Linked DNA regions of Mus musculus: region 2 is linked to region 1. A link is a loop called in an ENCODE intact Hi-C map of the cell type or tissue named here. Cell type or tissue: heart. All regions are shown on one strand.

Region 1 (4,000 bases):
TGTGATCTAAGGCCACATTCTGGCAGGGACTCCAGCCTGACTTTACCCCTCTTCTAGGCACAATGACAATAAGACTTTCCTGGTGTGGATTAACGAGGAGGACCACCTGCGAGTCATCTCCATGCAGAAGGGGGGCAACATGAAGGAAGTGTTCACCCGATTCTGCACCGGCCTCACTCAGGTCAGGCCTGGGCATTCCCCAGGGCTTCCTCACTAGGGGCGTTGGTGCTGGGGAGGGATCAGGGGCAGATCAGAGCCCACATCTCCCAGGGTCCGTAGGGCTTCCGGCCAGGCTTCCTTCTCTTAACTCTCCCTTCTCCACCTTCAGATCGAAACTCTCTTCAAGTCCAAGAACTATGAGTTCATGTGGAATCCTCACCTGGGCTACATCCTCACATGCCCATCCAACCTGGGCACCGGACTGCGGGCAGGTGTGCACATCAAGCTGCCCCACCTGGGGAAGCACGAGAAGTTCTCGGAGGTGCTCAAGCGGCTGCGGCTTCAGAAGCGAGGCACAGGTGAGGGGCAGAAGGCACAGGTGAGGGGCAGAAGGTGCAGGTGTTGTCCTCAGCCCCGCTGACCTGCCCATGTCCCACCGCAGGTGGCGTGGACACCGCTGCTGTCGGTGGGGTGTTTGATGTCTCCAACGCTGACCGCCTGGGCTTCTCGGAGGTGGAACTGGTGCAGATGGTGGTGGACGGAGTGAAACTACTCATTGAGATGGAGCAACGGCTGGAGCAGGGTCAGGCAATCGATGACCTCATGCCGGCCCAGAAGTGAAGCCTGGCCCTCGCCACCATCAGGCTGCCGCTTCCTAACTTATTAACCGGGCAGTGCCCGCCATGCATCCTTGATGTTTGCCGCCTGGCGGCTGAGCCCTTAGCCTCGCTGTAGAGACTTCTGTCGCCCTGGGTAGAGTTTATTTTTTTGATGGCTAAGCTGTTGCTGACACTGAAAATAAACTAGGGTTTGGCCTGCCCTATTTCTGAGTGTTGCTTCTCCTTTCCTAGGGACAGTGTGTGTGTGTGTGTATGTATGTGTGTGTGTGTGTGTGCGCGCGCTGGCCTTCTGTGTCATCTCACCTAGCAGATGAAACATGAGCCATAGAAGATACAGGGCAGAGAGGGAGGGAGGCTCTGAGTCCAGCCTGAGCATCTAAGGACATCTGTGCTTGCAGGGTGGAGCCTAGTGTTTCCTTAGTCCCAGCCAGCTAAAGGAGTCAGAAACTTGACATCTTCCCCAGTTTCTTTCTGCTGTCTTCCTGGCAGCCTGAAGAGCCAAAGTTTTACCTCCTCACTTCCTCCCCCTCCAGGCTCCAACCCCTACTCCAGTTCCTAAATAACCCTCTCCCTGCTTCCTCCAGCTTCCATCGTCCTCAGGTCGAGGTGCCTCCTCCTCACCGCCCCCCCCCCCGCCCCCAGCTCTCTAGCCCCTGTCCCGTCCCTCTCATTTGCAGCTAGCTTCCTCTCTGGGGCCCTAGTGGTTGGGAGGAGACAACCCTCTGCTTCCACTTCGAGCTTTTATGCCACGTCATCTAGGAGAGGGAACAGTAGTTAGAGGGGCTCTGTCGTGACCCGTCCCTGTCTGTGGACAGGTCAAAGGGGAGGTACCCCAAGGCTCACATCAGGGCTCCTGGGCACAAATGAGGCTTGGCTGCCTTCATGGCGGCTTATCCTGGTTGGGCCTCATGAAAAGATCTGGCCCACATTTGAAAGCCGAGAAAGGAAAAAACAGCAGCCAGGGGCTGGGACTACAGTTCCCCGCCCCCACAGTGACTCTTCCAAGAGGACAGTCTTGTGCTGCCACCTGCTGGTCAGGCTCATCACAGGCTTACCTGGTCAACCCAGACATCATACTCAGACCCAGGAGACAGGAGGCAAGGCTGAGCTATGAGCTACAGAGGTTATGTTCTGTCTGGGGTTTGCTTCAATGGCCAGACTCCAGCTATGGGCTCATCTAGGTGGTGTCTAGGCTGGGGAAACTCTAGTTGAGTACTGACCTCTGTATCATGCTGTTTGAATGCACCTCACTGGGGGTGGGCTGGACATAGGACAGGGCAGGTTCCCTAGAAGCACAAAAGGGTCAAGAGATCTCTGCATCTCTCCTTAGTGTCCAGGGGTAGCACTCAATCCTGCCTTCGGTCTCCTCAGATGTCCTAACAAGTTTGCAGCTGGCACTCCTGTCAGAAAGACCTGGGGTCCACACTAGACCATTCCCTCAGCTTTAAGTCATCCAGCCACACTGTAGACTTCAGTCTGGTGGCAAAAAGCAGTCCTCCTGCCTTCCTTTAGGAAGGCAGAGGCGAGTGGGGCTCTGAGCTCAAGGCCAGCCTGGTCTATAGAGCAAGTTTCAGGACAGACAGAGAACTCCAAAGAAAAGCCCTGCCTTGAAAAACTAGGGGGAAAATGCCTTTCAAACCATCTCCACCAACAAAGGAAATGAGTCTCTGAGGGGACCATCCAGACTATAAGAGAGGGACAGTAGGCATAGAGAGATAAACTCCCCATGTCTGCTGTTGGGACACCAAAAAGACCTAAGAAAAGAAGGCAGGACACAGGACCCCTGTAACGGGTGAGGGTTTTCTATCTTCCTATAGGTGCCTCAGGTCTGTGAAGTTCAGTCTTGGAATACCACCTTCTTCCCGCCACTTGAACCCAGAATGTTCTGCTGGCTCAGGCCCCTTATCGCCAGCAAGGTCAAGGCCGGCTAACTTGATGTGGCTAGGCCAGACACCATCCCACTGGAGGTAGGCACAGCACTGTGTGGTACTTTCCCATCCAAACCCCAAGGATCCAGAGAGCTGCAGCCTGAAACCCCACTCTACTTACGCAGGATCCAGAGGGCAGAACCTAGCCTAGAAAAGATGTTTCCTCCAGGCAGTGAATCTCATGAGCATCTTGGACCAGCCACTCAGGCAGGGGCACAGCTGAGCCCCTTTGGGGTTTGTGCTTCCAGGGTTGAGCTGTTTCCTGGACACAGGACCTTCCTGGCCTCTGTGTAGGCTCAGAAACTCAGGACTCTACTAGGCTCTGAGTTCCTACCCCAGTCTCACCCAGATAGAAGAATCTTGTTGTGTTCCCTCGGCTGTGCTGCATGCTACTTTCCTGTGCTCGGTAGATCTCCAGGACTTATGGAAGTCCAGACAGCCCTGCTCTTTCTCTGGATCCGAGATTCAAATGAGTGTGTTGAGCTTTCGTGGCTTTCGTGGCTTTCGTGAGAGTGGTTGCAGAGATGAAAGGTGCTGTGCTCACTGGGTACCGGAATGGAAACACATCTCCCTGGGACAGGCTGGCCACCCTGATTTCTTGCTGGGAGCAGCCAGAGAAGGATTTCACCCTGGAGCCACCTACATTCGGTGGTCCAATGATAGAGGTGGGTGTTCTGTCCACTAAGACATCAACCCACCATACTAGCAAAAACTCCAGCTCTCACCCTGGTGCTGGTAGAATTTCTAGATGCTGACCCAGGAAGACCACTATCTAAAGAAATAACAAGGAACTACAACTCCTTAGAGAAGGAAAGAACTGGTCAGGACCATTTACCTGGAAAAAAAGAAAGAAAGAAAAAGCTTGGCCAACCCCACCCCTCCTACTTCGTGCAAGCAAACTTCACACTCAGTGCTATGAAGACAGGCTGAGGAAGCCAAGAAGCAAGCATGGGTTATAAAACAGCTCGCGCTGAGATCCCACACATTATGTATGGAAAAACCCCCAGAACAGTCTGGCTGTGGGAGGGAACAGGTGATTTCCCTCTTTATACTTCGCTTTCCGAATGTCTTCCAGTGAACTTGTATTGCTTATATAAGGCAATGGTTTTGGCCATGTTGAGGGTTGAACTCGGCGCGGCGCGGTGCATGCTGGGAACGCAGCTCAACCACTAAGCTGCACTTGTGGTCCTCCCCAGGCACCTGAGGAGGAAACTGAAATCCTCCTGCCTCCACCAACCGGCGGCTGGGACAATGGATATATACTACCTCACCCTGTTTCTGCAGTGTAGTGTT
Region 2 (4,000 bases), 210 kb before region 1:
CCTGGCTCTCGCATCCCCCACACTGGGGCATGGAGCCTTCACAGGACCAAGGGCCTCTCCTCCCATTGATGTCCAACTAAGGCCATCCTCTGCTGCATGTGCAGCTGGAGCCAGGAGTTTCACCATGTGTGCTCTTTGGTTGGTGGTTTAGTCCCTTGGAGCTCTGGGGGTACTGGCTAGTTCATATTATTGTTCCATTTTACAGCAGTTTTAGGAATACAGAAAAATGGAACAGAAACACAATTTTCCTGCTTTCTTCTCATCCCACCGCAGACCTAGCACTTATTAACTATCATTGTGATCTATCTGTTACAGTGATGGACCAGTTTTGATATGTTTTGGTTGACTGAGGTCCTTGGCTTATAGGCTGAGCTTCACTCTTGGAATATAGCTCTGTGAGTTTTGACAGATGTGTAATGTTCCACACTTCCAGTGTCATTCAGAATAGCTTTGTTGTCCTGAAAGACCCTGCAGTCCGTTCTCCCTTGCAGCCCTGTAGCTGATCCAGACTCTATTGTTTTGTTTTTCTAGAATCTTATACAGTTGGAATCCAGCAGTATGTATGTAGCCTTTCAGACCAGTTTCACCCAGCAGCTTATAGTTAGAGGTCCTCCTCGTCATTTTCTGGCTTGATGGCACATACTTTTTATTGCTGTAGTCTTACACTGTCTGAATAGGTCAGTTTGTTGACTCATTCATCTACTAATGGCATCTTGGTTGTGTCCAAATTTTTGGCAATTCTGAGAATTGATACAAGCTTTTGTGTGAAAATAAACATCATATGGTAAAAGTGTTTTTGTGTTTGAGGAGAGGTTTTGAGACACTGTACCTAGATGGGCCTGGCACTTAACTGTGAAGTCCAGGCTAGTCTTGAACTTGTAGCACTCCTCGTACACCATCAGCCTCCCAAGTGTTGGACTGGAATTAGAGCTGTGACCCCTGTTTTGTTTTATAGGACATTTTATAGGATTGTCTTCCAAAGTGGCTGTGGCATTGTCTACTGCTTAGTTCCTTTTGCTGCGTGCCTGTAACATGAAACAGTGACAGCAGAGTTGGCAGGACTATGGAGGGCCGTTTGCCTGACTGAGGGTGACTACTGTGTCATTGTTCTGAAAGCTGTTCCCCGCGACACTTCTTGTGCACACATGGCATTTGCACGTCAGCTTTGCTTAGATGTGTGTTCACATCATTTGCTCCTTAGAAAAGGTGTGTTTCCATACTGATGTTAAGAACTTTCTGTGTTTTAGGATGCAAGTTCCTTGTTGCCTGTACACTTTTCCAGATAATTTTTTTAGTCTGAGTTGTGACTTTCAATTTTCTTTTTAAGATTTCTTTTTTCGAGACAGGGTTTTTCTATGTAGCCCAGGCTGTCTGCAGTGTGCTCTGTAGACCAGGCTATCCTCGAACTCAAGAGATCAGCCTAGCCTGCCTTTGCACTACAATCCCAAGTACTGATATTAATATGCATTTTTAGGCTTAAGTATTTATTTATTTTGAAATTTTTTCATCACTCTATTAAGGCCAACTCTTCCTTTAAGACATGGTCAATTTCCAATTATTATTATATCTTTTTTAAAAATTGACGTGGGACTCATATAGCCTAGGCTGGATTCAAATTCTCTTTGTAGTTGGGGCTAGTCTTGGACTCCTGATCCTTCTGCCTCAAGTGCATCACTGCATCTAACTTCTTTAGTTTTCTCTGAATGTGGGATTGCTCCCTGTTGTCATGCAGCGCCACCTTGTGGGAGGAGGGAGTCTGTCTAGAGGCATCCCGATATGAGGTATGAGGGAATCTGCTGAGACTCTTATGTTAATCTTATGTTAATCATGGCTTTGGACTTTCACAATAATACTTTTTCTTGTGTCATGTAGACTAAGTCAGTGGGTAAAGGGGTAAATATTCTCTTATCTTTTTTTTTTTTTTTTTTTTAATTTTATTTATTCATTATATGTAAGTACACTGTAGCTGTCTTCAGACACTCCAGAAGAGGGCGTCAGATCCCGTTACGGATGGTTGTGAGCCACCATGTGGTTGCTGGGATTTGAACTCCTGACCTTCGGAAGAGCAGTCGGGTGCTCTTACCCGCTGAGCCATCTCACCAGCCCTTCTCTTATCTTTATTGTGAAGAAAACTTGAAGATAAAAAGGCAGACAAACACATATCCTTCAGGATTCAAAAGTCCTACCAAATCATATAACTGGGGGATTTATGTAGTCAATCCATGCTTTATGCCCGGTGCTGATCCAGGTACTGATGACACAGCTGAAGGCTGACCAGGATCTCTGTTCTCAGGAAATGGATAAGCATTTGAACCCTGAGCCAGGTAAGAGACAGGTAACAGATGGAGTTCCTTTAGTTAGATTGGTTAGGGGGAGCTCTGATGAGCGCTGAGCAGCTGAGTGCAGTGGTCCGGTCCAGCATCAGGGCAGCATGCATGGAGACAAAGTAATGTATCTAATGGCAGGCGCAGCAGCATCCACTTAGGTTGCTTTGCAGAGGTGCCGGCTCTGCTGGCTCGGGCTCCATCAGTAACAGTGATGTTGTGCCCAGAGACTGAGGATGTTTCTGTTTGCCTTTTTTCTCTCTCTTAACATCTCTTTACTTTATGTATATGAGTATCTGCCCTGCATGTATGTATACATGTGTGCCATGTATGTGCAGGAGGCTTCCAAGACCAGTAGAGGGTATCAGATATCCCTGAACTGGAGTTATAGACAGTTGTTAAATGCCATGTGGGTCCTAGGAATTCAGCCTATGTCCCCTTTAAGAGCAACAAATGCTCTTAACCACTGAGCCATCTCTCCAGCCTACATCTCTGAGGCTTTAAGTTAAACACAGAGATGCAACATGTCTGACCCAGAAGGAGCTTAGAGTCAGTCCTCTGGTGCATGGAAGAGCTAAGGGTTTTTCAGGATGGTTGTCTGTGCCCACCTCGACGAATCCTTTCCTTGGTTTCTGTGCGCTCCTTACTTATTACCTACCAAGAAAGTTAACTAAAATTTAGTGTATCTTTATTGTGTTCTTCCAGGTCATTTATCTTTGCTATCCCACACTTCCTTTTGTTTTTTTAAATATTCATTTTATATATGTGTCCACTGTCACTGTCTTCAGACATACCAGAGGAGGGCGTCAGATCCCATTACAGATGGTTGTGAGCCACCATGTGGTTGCTGGGAATTGAACTCAGGACCTCTGGAAAAGCAGTCAGTGTACTTAACTGCTGAGCCCTCTCTCCAGTCCCCACAGTTCCTTTTCAATAGGAAATGAAAGCAGGACAGATCCAAAGTTTCATCAGAGCAGAGTTCAGTGCCATTGCCTTAAAAGAAACATTCCCAGAGTCCACCAAGCTCCTGCTGAGAATTGAGAACCAGTAATGAGGGAAAGCCATTCCCATCACCATCAGCAAAGTCAGCACACAGCTAAGGAGAGAGCTTGAGGCTCAGTCAAGGGTTTGTGCTACATAAGAATTGATTGCCTTTTCTGAAAGTCTTGTAGAGTCCACTTTCTAAAAACAAATTCTGAGGAACAATTTGTGTGCCATAAATTTTGCCTGTTTTAAGCCAGATGTGGTGGCCTTTAATCCCAGCTGAGACAGGTGGATCTCTGTGAGTTTGAAGCCAATCTTGTCTACATAGTGAAAACCTGTCTCAAAAATAAGTAAATATGCCTATCTTAAGTGAACAGTTTAGTCATCTTCAGCAAATGTCTAAAGCTGTAGAACCATAACCACAGTCTGTAAGTGTGGGCCTGGGGACCAGCGGAGGTCTCTGTCCAGGCCTGCTGCGAGGCTTCCAGTGAAGGCAAGTGAGTCTGCCACTGCCGTGCCTTCCAGGTCACTCAGTAACTCCGAGCCGCTCTGGACTGAGTCAGGTTGGGCTGGGACTACGAGAAGCAGAGTGCGGTGGGACCTCAGATGGCTCTTTGGGAGAGAAGATCTCTTTCCCATGTTACATACAGCTCTTGGAACAAAAGACTCAGAGGAAGGAGTAGTTCTCACGT

The links. Peaks named below come from ENCODE experiments on the same cell type or tissue, not always from the same donor. Only the 100,000 strongest peaks of a DNase experiment are listed, where the experiment ranks them.
Region 2: a loop joins it to region 1, with 2.8 times the contacts of the local background. A loop is called at or near these places in 1 of 42 quality-filtered maps.

What each region holds. Positions count from the first base shown.
Region 1 is chr12:111,666,343-111,670,342 of GRCm38, reverse strand. It overlaps Ckb (creatine kinase, brain), which reads left to right. Exons shown (of 8, transcript NM_021273.4): 6 at 58-181; 7 at 329-518; 8 at 602-988. The coding sequence ends at 780. Among named protein-coding and RNA genes, the nearest start is that of Ckb, 4.0 kb to the left of the region's middle. In heart, a CTCF peak has its summit at 1,820 (motif pointing left); DNase peaks (open chromatin) are centred at 162, 722, 1,232, 1,762 and 1 weaker place; H3K4me3 peaks cover 959 bases; H3K27ac peaks cover 1,382 bases.
Region 2 is chr12:111,876,179-111,880,178 of GRCm38, reverse strand. All of the region lies in intron 1 of Ppp1r13b (protein phosphatase 1, regulatory subunit 13B), which reads left to right. Among named protein-coding and RNA genes, the nearest start is that of Ppp1r13b, 30 kb to the left of the region's middle. In heart, a CTCF peak has its summit at 1,737 (motif pointing left); no DNase peak of the experiment used is centred here.